Linked DNA regions of Homo sapiens: region 1 is linked to region 2. The links are chromatin contacts, found by Hi-C or POLR2A ChIA-PET in ENCODE. All regions are on one chromosome and are shown on one strand. Each heading gives the region's core, a stretch centred on a gene start or an enhancer-like site at or near the end of the contact. The rest is flanking DNA. Distances are from core to core; before and after follow the strand shown.

Region 1 (7,357 bases), core at 1,607-4,106, 43 kb after region 2:
GTACTGGATTTGATTACGGATATAGGATTTATAGCTCTAAATTTGGAGCTCTAAAGAAACCTTTAGTTTTGAAATAACTGTAAGAATTTGTAACTCTTGAGTTTCCAATATTAAATCATTTTCCCAACTTTTAAAAGTTAGATTCTCCTTTTATCCATAAAATGGTCCTGAATACTTGAAGTTTATTATAATCACATATCTCATGTTAAAACAAAAAAAAAGCTACAATCCCTGAACTAACAATTTTCTTTTTGGGGATTCTGGGCAAGAGGGCTGACTAGAAGCAGCTAATATGCACCAATTTCAAGGAGAGAAGACAGTGTGATCAGTAAACACTAGCTCTTCAACTAGATCATCCAAGAGTAAACTTCGGAATTCATGAAGAAAACAACACAACCCACAGAGAATGGAGAAGCGTGAGATATGACAATTGCCCACCCGGAGTGGTACAGAGCCAGGGGAGGCCCCCACTTCGGGAAAATGGTCAGTGAGTGAGGGTCCCTGGGGACCACACTTCTGCCATGGACCCCTTTGCAATCCTGGGCACAGGAAATACCCTAGGACCCCTCCACCCATGGGAGAGACCACCTTGACTGTGGACTAATGAAGACCCCCAGCATAGCAGAGCTGCCTTACAGAAAAGTGGCCACACTGTTTTCCATGAGGGTCCCCACCCCTGCTACTCCTCACAGGGCAAGGCCTCCTGACCTAGGATCTCAGAAACACCCAACCTGGGCTTTCGGCCTGTTGCAGCTCTGCGTTTTCTTGGAACAGAGCTCCCAGGGGTAACAGGCAGGCCTGCAAATTTTGCAGCTCCACAGTCCTCATTCCTGCTGCTCTCAGGATTGGGAGGGTAGTGCAGGGATTAGGGACTATCATGGGCCCCCAGCACAGCACAGCTGCCTTACCAACAAACAGTCAGATGGTTTTCTGCATGGGTCCCTGGCCCTGCTACTCCTCACTGGGCAGGGGGCTTTTTGAGGTGTGCCTGCAGCATAACTACACTGCCCGCACCTGAATACTTCAGTCAGTGGCAGCTCTGCGTTTCTCTGAAGAAAAAAATCACAGAGACATCCACAGCCCCTCTGTCATTGCAGCTGCAGTAGTACTGCCCTTACTGCCTTCAGGCTGGGGAAGGAACAAAGGGCCTGGTTGATATGCCGGCACCTCCAGCATGCCACAGCCACCCTATGAAAAGGAGCTCAGTCTTTCTTCCCTGTGAGTCCTCACCCCCAACTCTTCACCAGGCAGGGCCCCTGGCTCGGGACCACAGAACAGCTGCCCCACCCCAGGCTAAGCATTCTTACTGGTAGTTGCTCTGGGTTTCCCAGGGATGGAGCTCTCAGAAGAAACCAACAGCTTCTCCGCTATGGCTCCTGCAGTGGTTCTGCCCTTGCTGCCCCAGGACTGGGAAAGGAGCAAAGAGTTTGAGGGCTTTACTCACATTTCCAGCATGCCACAGTCACCATACAGATAGGAGTATAGTCACCCCTTCCTGTGAGCCTTGACCCCCAGCTTTTCACCAAGCAGGGTCCCTGGATGAATATTCAGCCACACCCAGCTGAACATTCCCGTTAGCAGGATCCTTGTATTTCTTTGAGGTGAAGCTCCAAGAGGCAACTGAAAACTCCTCTGCCACTGTAACTGCAGTGGTACTTCCTTTGCTGCCTTCAGACTGGGAAAGGAACAAAGACCATGAGTGCTTTAACCACACCTCCAATAAACCATGGCTGCCCTAAAGAGAAGAGGCCAGTCTGTCTCCCCAGGTCCCCTGGTCCCCGCTGCTTGTCATTGGGCAGGGACTCCTGGCTTGAATCCACAACACAGCTGCCCCACCCAGGGCTGATTGTACCAACTGGTAGTGGCTCTGCATATCTCTGCAGTGGAGCCCCAAGAAACAAGTGAAAGTCCTGCTGCCACAACCATTGCCAAGGTCCCATCTCTTGCTTCCTCCAAGCTGGGGAGGGAACATAAAGCCTGAGCTTACCCCAGGGCTGCAGTGTGGATCCTGGGCATGCCAAGCTAAGATCTACAGCCAGCATTCTGGAGGAGCTGACACTTTCAGATCACTAAGAGGGAGCACAGATACAATTGGGAGGAAGTACAGAGGTTCCACATGGCTGAGCAAGAGCCTACCTACTGGCCATTATGCTTCAGCACCATCTACTGAGTCATAGCCCAAACTTCATCACCAAAAACATTTTGCTAATATACCCACCTGTGAAACCAAGGACAAAAATTAGAATTCAGCTACAAATAAAGACCCTGCACAAAGGTCTTGGCCTTCTGAAAACATCCAGAAAAGAAGTCAACTGACGATATTCAAATTATACCACAGTTAAAGGAATATCAGCCTACACAAATGAGAAAGGACCTGACCCGTAGAAGAACTCTGGCAATTCAAAAAGCCAGAGTTTCTCCTTTCCTCCAATTGATTGTGCTGGTTCCATAGCAAAGGTTCTTAACCAGACTGAAAGTACTGAAATGACAGACATAGAATTCAGATATGGATAGAAATGAAAAGCATCAAGATTCAGGAGAAAGTCAAAATTTTATTCTAATCCAAGGAATCTAAGGATTGCAGCAAAACAATACAGGAGCTGAAAGATGAAATGGCCATTATAAGGAAGAACCAAATGGATCTGATAGAACTGAAAAAACACACTACAAAAACTTCATAATAAAATCACAATTATTGTATTAGTTTGTTCTTACACTGCTACAGAGAACTGCCTATGACTGGGTATATTATAATGCAAAGAGGTTTAATTGCCTCAGAGTTCCACAGGGCTGGCAAGGTCTCAGGAAAGTTATAATTATGGTTGAAGGAGAAGTAAACATGTCCTTCTTCACACGGTAGCAGGAAGTAGAATGAGAACTGAGTGAAGGGGGAAGCTCCTTATAAAACCATCAGATGTTATGAGAACTTACCACTGTCACGGGAACAGCATGGGGAAAACTTCCCCCATGATTCAGTTGCCTCCCACCAGGTCCCTCCCACCAGACATGGGATTATGGGAACTATAATTCAAGATGAGGTTTGGGTGGGAACCCAGCCAATCCATATCATTCCACCACACCCAAATCTCATGTCCTCACATTTCATGCCTTTCCAACAGTCTCCAAAAGTCTTAGCTCATTCCAGCATTAACCTGAAAGTTGAAGTCCAAAGTCTCATCTGAGACAAGGGCAAGTCTTTTCCACCTAAAAGCCTGCAAAATCAAAAGCAAGTTAGTTACTTCCTAGATACAGTGGAGGTTCAGCCATTGGGTAAATACACCTGTTCCAAATGGGAAAAAGTGGCCAAAACAAAGGGGCTACAGGTCTCATGCAAGTCTGAAATCCAACAAGGCAGTTATTAAATCTTAAAGACCCAAAATAATCTCCTTTGATTTCATGCCTCACATTCAGGTCATGCTGATGCAAGAGGTGGGCTCCCATAGTCTTGGGGTCCAAATCTCAATTCTTGACTTCTGTGTACCAGAAGGCTCAACAACAAGTAGAAGCTGCCAAAGCTTGGGGCTTGCACCCTCTAAAGCCATGGCCCAAGCTATACCTTGGCCCCTTTTAGCCATGGCTGCAGCAGCTGGAATGCAGGGCACCAAGTTGCTAGGCTGCACACAGCGGGGGGACCCTGGGCCCGTAAAGCCATTTTTTTCCTCCTAGACTTCTGGATCTGTCATGGGAGGGGCTGCCACAAAGGTCTCTGACATGCCCTGGAGATATTTTCCACATTATCTTGGTGATTAATATTTCTCTCCTCATTACTTGTGTAAATTTCTGCAACCAGCTTGAATTTCTCCCCAGAAAATGGTTTTTCTTTCCTATTTAGTTATTGGGCTGCAAATTTTCCAAACTTTTATGCCCTGCTCCCTCTTGAACATTTTGCCACTTAGAAATTTCTTCTGCTAGATACCTTAAGTCATCTCTCTCAAGTTCAAAGTTCCAAAGATCTCTGGGGAAGGGGCAAAATGCCACCAGTCTCTTTATTAAATCATGACAAGAGTCACCTTTGCTCCAGTTCCCAACAAGTTCCTCATCTCTATCTGAGACCACCTCAGCCTGAACTTTATTGTCCCTATCACTATCAGCATTTTGGTCAAAGCCATTCAGCAAGTCTCTAGGAAACTCCACACTTTCCCACATTTTCCTGTTTTCTTCCAAGCCCTCCACAGTGTTCCAACCTCTGCCGGTTACCCATTTCCAAAGTCACTTCCACATTTTCGGGTATCCTTATAGCAGCACCCCACTCTACCAGTACCAATTTACTGTATTAGTCCATTCTCATGCTGCTATAAAGAACTGCTCAAGACTGGGTAAATTATAAAGGAAGGAGGTTTAATTGACCACAGTTCCTCAGGGTTCGCAAGGCCTCAGGAAACCTACAATTATGGTGGAAGGGGAAGCAAATGCCCTACTTCACATGGTGGCAGGAAGGAGAAGAATGAGAACCAAATGAGGGAGAAGCCCCTTATAAAACCATCAGATCTTGTGAGAACTTACTATCATGAGAATAGCATGGGGGAAACTGCCCTGTGATTCAATTACTTCCCACTAGGTCACTCCCACCATACATGGAGATTATAGGAACTACAATTTAGGATGAGATTTGGGTGGGAACACAGCCAAACCATATCAAGTATTAACAGCAGAATTAACCAAGCTGAGGAAAGACTCTCAGAGCTCAAAGACTGGTTCTCCAAAATACAGTTAGACAAAAATAAAGAAAAAATTAAAAAATGAACAAAACATTCAAGAGATATGAGGTTATATAAAGAGAACACATTTTCAACTCATTGGCATCCCTGAAAGAGAGGGGAGAAAGCAGGCAACTTGGAAATCATATTTCAGAATATCATTCACCAAAACTTTTTCAGCTTCACAAGAGAAGCCGACATTCAAATTCAAGAGATGCAAATAACCCCTGCAAGATACTATATCAGATGACCATCCCAAAGACTCATAATTTTCAGATTCTTCAAGGTTGACATGAAAGAAAATATATTAAAGGCAGCTAGAAAGAAAGGACAGGTCACCTACAAAGGGAAACTCATCAGATTAACAGTGACTGTTTCAGCAGAAACACTCCAATCTGAAATAGATTGGGGGCCTATATTCTGCATTTTTAAAGAAAAGAAACTCCAACCAATAATTTCCTACCCAGCCAAACTAAGCTTTATAAGCAAAGGAGAAATAAGACCCTTTTCAGACAAGGAAATATTAAGGGAACCTGTTACAACCAGACCTGCCTTACAAAACGTACTTGAGGGAGTTCTAAACATGGAAAGCAAAGACCATTACCAGCCACCACAAAAACAAACTTAAGTACATAGGTTATGGACACTATAAAACAACCACATAATAAAGTCTGCATAATAACCAGCTAACAACACAAAGATAGGATCCAATTCCCTTCCCCCACCCCCCCGTGAATATTAACCTTGAAAGTAATGGGCTATGTGCCCCAGTCAAAAGGCACAGATTGGCAAGTTAGATAAAGAAGCTAGACTGCAAGACTCAAATGTATGCTGTCTTCAAGAAACCCATCCCACAAATAGTGACACCCATAGACTCAAAGTAAAGGGATGAAGAAAAATCTACCAAGCAAACACAAAACAGAAAAAAGCAGGGACTCCTATTCTTATTTCCAACAAAACAGACTTTAAACCAGTGATCATCAAAACAGACACAGAAGGGCATTGCATAATAATAAAGAGTTCAATTCAATGAGAAGACCTAACTATTGTAAATATATACCCACCCAATGTAGGAGTACCCAGATGCATAAAGCAAGTTCTGAAACACCTACAAAAAGATGTAGATAACCACACAATAATAGTGGGATACTACAACATGACACTGACAGTATTAGGCAGATCATTGAGACATACAACTAACAAAAACATTCAGGACTTGAACTCAACACTTGACTAAATGGGCCTAATAGATATCTACAGAACTCTGCATCCAAAAATAACAGAATATAAATTATTCTCATCTGCACATAGCACATACTCTAAAGTCAACCACATGATTGGCCACAAAACAACCCTCAGCAAATCAAAAAAAACTGAAATCATACCAAACATACTCTTAGACTACAGTGCAATAAACAATCAACACTAAGAAAATTGCTTACAACTATGCAATTACTTGGAATTAAACAACCTGCTCCTGAATGACTTTTGGGTGAACCATGAAATTAAGGCAAACATCAAGTAATTCTTTGAAACTAAACTCTAGTATCCCAGAGATACCAGAATCTCTGGGACACAGCTAAAGCAGTGGTAAGAGGGAATTTTATAGTGATGCCCACATCAAAAAGTTAAAAGGATCTCTAATTCATAACCTAAGGTCACACCTGGAAAAATTAGAAAAACAAGAGCAAACCAACGCCAAAGCTAGCAGAAGACAAGAAATAACCAAAATCAGAGCTGAACTGAAGGAAATTGAGAGATGAAGAGCAAAAAAGATAAATCCAAATTTTAATTTTTTTAAAGAATAAAAAGATTGATAAACTCTTAGCTAGACTAATAAAGAAAAAAATAGGGAGGACCCAAATAGACGCAATTAGAAAAGACAACGAAGACATTACCACTGACCCCACAAAAATACAAAATACCCTCAGAGACAACTACAAATACCTATGCACACAAAGTAGAAAACTTAGAAGAAATGGATAAATTCCTAGAAACATAAGCTCCCAAGGTTGAACAAGGAAGAAACTGAATCCCTAAACAGATCAATAATGAGTTCCAAAATTGAATCAGTTATGAAAAGCCTATCAATTAGAAAAATACAAGGACCAGATGGATCCACAGCCTAATTCTACCAAATGTATAAAGTAGAGCTAGTACCACTTCTACTAAAACTACTCCAAAAAGTTGAGGAGGAGGGACTCTCCCTAACGCATTGTATGAGGCCAGCATCATCCTAATACTAAAATCTGGCTGAGATGCAACAAAAAAAGAAAATGTTGGGCCAATATCCCTGATGAACATAGATGCTAAAATCCTCAACAAAAATACTAGCAAATCAAATCCAGCAGAACATCAAAAAGCTAATCCACAGCAATCAGGTAGGCTTTATTCCTGGGATGCAAGATTAGTTCAACGTATACAAAACCAATAAATATGATTCATCTCCTAAACAGAACTAAAATAAACCACATGAACATCTCAACAGATGCAGAAATGGCTTTCAATAAAATTCAGCATCCTTTCATGTTAAAAATCCTCAACAAGCAAGGCATTGAAGAAACATACATCAAAATAACAAGAGCCATCTATGACAAACCCACAGCCAACATCATACTGAATGGGCAAATGCTGGAAGCATTGCCCTTGAGAAACAGAAC
Region 2 (7,007 bases), core at 87-2,586:
CACACCTGGATAATTATTTTTTTTTTGTAGAAGTGGGGGTCTCGCTGTGTTGCCCAGGCTGTCCTTGAACTCCTGGCCTCAAGGGATCCTCCCAGCTCACCCTCCCAAAATGCTGGGATTACAGGCATGAGCCACCACAATGGCCCATTTCTTTATGTAGTCTTCCAGCTGTTCAGCCAACACTTAACTCTGAACCAACTGCCAATCTTTCAATCTACTAGTGACCTGAAAGCCTTTCCTGGCTGACCCAACATATACTTCCCATGTATTGATTTATGTCTTTGCCTGTAACTACTGTCTCCCTAAGATGCATAAAACCAAGCTGTAACCCAACCACTTTGGGCTCACGTTCTCAGGACCCCCTGAGGCTGTGTCACCAGCCATGGTCACTCAAATAGGAGGCCCAGAATAAAACTCTTTACAGACTTTGACTCTTTTTGGTCAACATAACCTAACCCTAAACATAATCCTCCTGGGGAAGGTAAGATCACAGGTATCTCTTCTTCGTTCAGTTTGTATGTGTATGTCCTTATTTCTCTACAGTTTTTAGGCATTCGCTGTGTGATCTAGAAAAGCTATGGAGTCTCGCTTTGTCGCCAGGATGGAGTGCAGTGGCGTGATCTCGGCTCACTGCAACCTCCACCTCCCAGGTTCAAGTGCTTCTCCTGCCTTAGCCTCCCGAGTAGCTGGGATTACAGGCACGCGCCACCACGCCCAGCTAATTTTTGTATTTTTAGTAGAGACAGGGTTTCATCATGTTGGCCACGATGATCTCTATCTCTTGACCTCGCGATCTGCCCGCCTTGGCCTCCCAAAGTGCTGGGATTACAGGCTTGAGCCACCGCGCCCAGCTACAAATTCTATTTTCTTTTTGTTCCTTGGAAAGCATCGCTGGGCATTTATCCTGTCCCAGTATTTGAGTGAAACTTCTCAGCATTTCAGAGCAGTGACCATGATACACCCTTTCCTTTCCTTCTCCTTATGGCAAACTCGGTTCTAACCCAGAGGACTTGGGCTCCAGGACCCAGTAACGCAGCCCTGGACTTGACCCTAAAAGGGAGTAAAGACAAAGGTGAAGTTCAGTCCGGGGTTCAGGGCTGCCAAAGCTCATAGCCTGGAGCTTCTTAACCTTTAGGCGGGGTAGAGACATTTAAGACAGCCCCTAAACTTGGGGAGCGCGTAGGCTCATGGGAAATAGAGTCTGTTACTTGTCCTGGGACCGCGGTGGGTGTCCGGGGAGGCGGACTTCCGGTGCACTCCTGCGCGTGTGCACCTCTCCCTGCGTGCGTGTTCGCGCGTGCGTGCTCGCACATGCGCGCCACCTCCGCACTGCCCTCGCTTCCTGCGCCTGTTCAGGTCATCGCTTGCTCTGGTTCCCAGGCTTTGGCCTCTAGTGGACGAGAATCACCGAGTCTGCGGGGCTAGACGCTGACCGCCCGGGCCAGCACCTAGGCGGGCGGGAGCTGTGCGGCCCAGGGTTCGCGCGGGCCGGGTAGAGGCTCGAGCCAGGACCCCCGAGCGTGAACCCCGGAGCCGGCGGCGCTGGGGCCAGAGGGGCCGGGCGGGAGGTGATGGCGGAGGCGAAGGGGCGACGGGACCTGGGCCTGGCCCGTGTGTGTCCTCAGAGGCCTGGCGCCGGCCGTCGCTGTACGGTGAGCCCCAGGGAGGCGGATCTGGGCCCCGAGAAGGACACCCACCTGGATTTGCCCCATAGGCCCGGCCCGGGCCCCTCGGGAGCAGAACAGCCTTGGTGAGGTGGACAGGAGGGGACCTCGTGAGCAGACGCGTGCGCCAGCGACAGCAGCCCGCCCCGGCCTCTCAGGAGCCGTGGGGCAGAGGCTGCGGAGCCCCAGGAGGGTAAGTCTTGGGTTTTTGGGCCCGGAGCGAGAAGGGCCTGGGTGAAGTCACCGTGTTTTGGGGACCTTAGAGTGTGGGGCAGAGGGAGGGTCCCGATTGCTTGCTGGAGAGACATGTGTTGGGTTCGAGGGCAGGGTCCGGCTGCACCGAACAGGCGCTGCATGGGAAGATCTGGGAGGACGAGGCTTAGGGAGGCGTGGAGGGTGTCACCACCCTCAGCTGCGGACGTCGTCTCCACTCCCCGCTAACCCCTAACAGTCCTTCCTCCTCCTCTCCGTGCTCCAGATTTCGACCGCCTCTAAATGTCCGTCAGCACTTCTATTCTCTCACTTAAGTGTCTGCTGATCCCCCCCTTAGATCTGCCCTGGGAGAATCGTAGTAATGCAGGAACAGTCTGCAGGGATTCTCTCCTGCTGCCTCAGTTGCTAGGGGAAGAGACTGGGCCTTAGCAGGTGGGTGACTTGACCAGGTCACCGGCTTTGTGGGTAGAGCTGCTCATAGTAGAACCCAGGAGACTTATCTCCCAGGCCAGTGTTATTTCTCCCGTATCCTAGTTTTCTTAATAGAAGATTATTAGGTGCCACAATAACTAAGTTCAGTTAGATAATTTAGAAACAAAACCATATTTTATACACATTCATTTCATTTCTGAGAGCTCACCTACTCAATTCCTATGGCCTATTTTATTTTAGGCAGTTTAAAGAGACAATAAGAAAATGCGGGCGGGATGCAGTGGCTCACACCTGTAATCCGAGCACTTTGCGGGGCTAGGGCAAGAGTATCCCTTGAGACCAGGAGTTAGAGACCAGCCTAGACAACATGGGGACACCCTGACTACAAAAAATACAAAAGTCGCCAGGCATGCTGGGATGCATCTGTGGTCCCAGCTACTCAGGAGGCTGAAGTGGGAGGATGGATGGAGCCCAGGAGGTCGAGGCTGCAGAGAGCCGTGAATGCACCACTGCACTCCAGCCTGGGTGGCAGATTGAGACCCTGTCTCAACCAACAAACCACAAAAAACATGAGCCGTATAATGGGAATTTTTTTTCTTTTTGCACCTTGTATTTGATGATGGCAGACTATTTGTAAAAGGAGTCGTGTTACCCATGAGAGTCTAACTCATCTAATTACTACCTGATTATCTTAGAGTTACAGGCGCATGCTTCCCCTATCACTTTTTTTTTTTTTTTTTTTTTGAGACAGTGTCTCTCACCCAGTCTGGAATGCAACAGCGTGGTCTCGGCTCACTGCAACTTCCACCTCCCAGGTTCAAAGGATTCTCGTGCCTCAGCCTCCTGAGTAGCTGGGACTACAGGCATGTGACACTATGCCTGGCTAATTTTTTTTGTTATTTTTAAGTAGAGACGGGGTTTTGCCATGTTGGCCCAGGCAGGCGGATCACTTGAGGCCAGAATTTGAGACCAGCCTGGCCAACATGGCGAAACCCTGTATCACTCTTTTAGACCCTTCTGAGTGTTTGCAGGTTGAGTGTTCACAGGGTGTTAGCCTATTGAGCTTTCTTTTGCGGTTCTTATGCAGGTGATTTCTGCCTTTGCAGGCCGGAGCCCTCATGACTTCAGTGACCTGCTTCTGCCCCTCTAGGTCTATCAGCCACAGTCTCTGCAAGTTTCCAAGAGCAGCAGAAAATGAACACATTGCAGGTGAGTTTTCCTGCTTGTGTATATGTTCCTCAATTTTATTTTATGATGCATTTTAAGAGGTTTGTAAGGATTCATACTTTTTTTTTTCTTTTTTTTGAGATGGAGTCTTGCTCTGTTGCCCAGGCTGCAGTGCAGTGGCATGATCTCGCTTCACTGCAACCTCCACCTCCTGGGTTCAAGTGATTCTCCTGCCTCAGCCTCCTGAGTAGCAGGGATTACAGGCGTGCGCCACCATGCCCAGCTAATTTTTTGTATTTTTAGAAGAGATGGGGTTTCACTATGTTGGCCAGGCTGGTCTCAAACTCCTGACCTCAGGTGATCTTCCCACCTCAGCCTCCCAAAGTGCTGGGATTACAGGCATGAGCCACCAAGCCCAGCCAGGATTCATACTTTAAAATGGGAATGTGGAAATAGACATTATCCTGTAAAATATAGTTAGTGTGGCAGATCAGCACCAAAAATGATTTGTGAAGCTTGTATGTATGGGTAGTATATTTTAAGGCTGTTGAAATTGAGCCGCACCTAGGACTGATATTCTTGGCAGTCATCACAAAAGGAAAGTGCCATCTGTATTAGTCCATTCTCACACTGCTATAGAGAAATAACCAAGACTGGGTAATTTATAAAGTAAAGAGGTTTAATTGGCTCACGTCTGCAGGCTCTATCATAGGAAGCATGGCTGAGGAGGCCTCAGGAAACTTACAGTCAGGTGAAAGGTGAAGGGAAAGCGGGCGCATCTTCCATCACCAGAGCAGGAGGAAGAGGGAACACTGGGGATTACAATTGAACATGAGATTTGGGAGGCAACACACACCGAAACCATATCACCATCCATGACATCGTTTGCATTGATTATAAGGAGAAACCAGTTTTGTTACTTGTGGATTTAAAAGATTTTCTGGGACTTGGAAAAATTTCTTCATTCAAGTTGGTGTAATTGTGGATAGCTTTCCTAACAACAACCATTAATTACTGTAACTTATGGCTTATTCTTGGTGCTTATGTAAGCAGAGGGCCTGCTGCCCAAGGAGAACTTGGTGCATATAATTTTTCCAGGGACGGAAATATCGTGATCCAAGTAAACAATTCTGTTTTTACTGTTGAGTCCTAGATCATGGGGGGAATGAATGACGTGATCATCCGTCAAATATTTGTTCGTCTTTTTGTTCGGGTTGCACAGCAAACAATACAGACAGTTACTCTCTTGTGAAGATTTCCTCATTTCTGTTTCTCATTTCACTTCTCAGTGTTTTCGTTTTGTCCTCAATAAATTAGGTATTGATGGGACGTATTTCAAAATAATAAGAGCTATCTATGACAAACCCACAGCCAATATCATACTGAATGGGCAAAAACTGGAAGCATTCCCTTTGAAAACTGGCACAAGACAGGGATGCCCTCTCTCACCACTCCTATTCAACATAGTGTTGGAAGTTCTGGCCAGGGCAATTAGGCAGGAGAAGGAAATAAAGGGTATTCAATTAGGAAAAGAGGAAGTCAAATTGAAATTTAACTCATCTTTCTTATGTGACTCTAAAGGTCAAACCATACCACCTGAATATTTTTATCCTCTCTGAATATTTCCATTAAAGAGTTTATTTAAAAGAATTTTTAAATCTTCTCATTATGTCTTAACAGCATGATATCATACTCTACTTTTTGACTTCTCCATTTGATATGGAATAAAATTGCATCATATGGCCAAGGCATATACACTTAAAGTCTTCAATTTAGAAGCTTTCCAGAGTCAAACTGAGTCAATCTCTGCTTTAGAAGTCTCCCACAAAAAGGATCCTACATAAATTACTGTGTGTTTAAAGGTTTCTGATTTTAATCTAATAACTGAAATATCAAACTATATTTTAATTCAGGCATTTGGGCATCACTACCACGTGTTCTCATCAGATTTAGGAACCCTGCAGCAAGATTTATCAGTGTCAAAATGCTAAAATCCTAAATTTAGTGCCAGAATCCCTCTCAAATGGCATTTATATTTTGATAGCTTAACCTACTTTGAATCCCCTGAGCATCTTGTCTGTTTTTATTAGTAGATTTTGCTGATCTTTTTTAACTTTTCAAAGGCTCTTTAAATTATCCTAAAGTCATATATTTACCATGAGAAAGCAGGTGTCTTTTTAGAGTGTAGATGCTTAAGTCGCTCATAAAATTAATTTCCTCGGGTTAGGAGAACATTTTGAAACTCTAATTTGAAAAACTCTAATCTGGCTTCTAAAAACACTGTATCAGTATTCAGAAATAATAAAAATGGAAACATAACAACATAATAAATTTAATTTAACCTAGCATAGCAAAAGAGTAGGGCATTTTTGCATAATCAGCTAGATAGTTTTCAGAGGCAAACACAGAGCAGTGGAGACTTTGTTTGGAGACAGCCATTGTTTCAAGAAATGGGTGTTGCCTTGATGAAGCTACCCTTGCTTGTCACTGCAGATCCGTCTCCTGCTATCACCAGCTCTGTGTAACATTGCCTATGCTGTGGACACACAGAGATACTTGACAGTCAGTGGATGAACTCAATAAATGTTATTATTTTTAAATACACAGCTTACTAAACAGATAAATAATCTTAAAATTGAGACTGTTCCAGAAACCAGAATGCATTTTCTTCATACTCATAGCTTTTGTGGTTTACATACATTTATATAATTAGAATGCAATAAAATACATTAAACAGTAAAATAATACTCTATATAATTTAATCTCTGGGGATCCAGAAGGCACTTTAAGCTATTACAGTTTCTCAGAGTCAATGTTATGTACTTTATAATTTTTTATTCTACTGGTAAAACATGGTGATATTGATTAACAGATATTTTAGTAGATATAATATTTTATAAACTGATTTTATTATGTCTTGTTAATATTGGGATAATCAGAATATAGAGAGACTTCTATACATACACATATATTCTATATCTTCATAGCTAGACTTGAAGTATCTCACTTTGATGTTTCTAAAAATAAAGTGAGCACTTTTGTTCTTTTTAATATTTTATTTATTTATGTATTTATTTATTTATTTTTGAGACGCAGTCTTGCTCTGTCAACCAGGCTGGAATGCAGTGGTGCGATCTCGGCTCACTGCAAACTCTGCCTTCCTGGTTCAAGCGATTCTCCTGCCTCAGCCTCCTGAGTAGCTGGGATTACAGGCTACTACCACCACGCCTGGTTAATTTTATTTTGTGTGTGTATTTTTAGTAGAGACAGGGTTTCACCATGTTGCCCAGTCTGGTCTCGAACTCCTGACCTCAGGTGATCTGCCCACCTTGGCCTCCCAAAGTGCTGGGATTACAGGCATGAGCCACTATGCCCAGCCCACTTTGTCCTTCAATTTCTTCCTTCTTCTTCATTTTGACCCCCAGTTTACATCATTAAGTACATAGTCTCGAAACCTCAAAGTATCAGTGTTATCCTTATTTTTTTTTCTCCTTCTCTGAATTTGCCTGATAGTCAAAACCTGTGCCTACT

What was found. A loop is a pair of places that touch in the nucleus more often than their neighbours do. ChIA-PET counts read pairs that join two places held with the same protein, here RNA polymerase II (POLR2A). Pooled maps may share reads with other maps.
Region 1: a pooled map shows a loop between it and region 2 (4-fold over the local background). The contact joins the enhancer-like site here to the promoter of LINC03009 in region 2. A Hi-C loop is called at or near these places in 10 of 50 pooled maps. POLR2A ChIA-PET finds 5 or more read pairs at or near these places in 2 of 52 experiments (A549 and naive thymus-derived CD8-positive, alpha-beta T cell).

What each region holds. Positions count from the first base shown.
Region 1 is chr7:76,589,980-76,597,336 of GRCh38, forward strand. All of the region lies in intron 2 of LINC03009 (long intergenic non-protein coding RNA 3009), which reads left to right. Among named protein-coding and RNA genes, the nearest start is that of POMZP3, 34 kb to the right of the region's middle. Within about 2 kb of position 2,857, at least 2 of the 41 ENCODE cell types and tissues checked have a DNase peak (open chromatin) inside an H3K27ac peak, as active enhancers do.
Region 2 is chr7:76,548,005-76,555,011 of GRCh38, forward strand. It overlaps LINC03009 (long intergenic non-protein coding RNA 3009), which reads left to right and starts at 1,337. Exons shown (of 3, transcript NR_029411.1): 1 at 1,337-1,857; 2 at 3,416-3,518.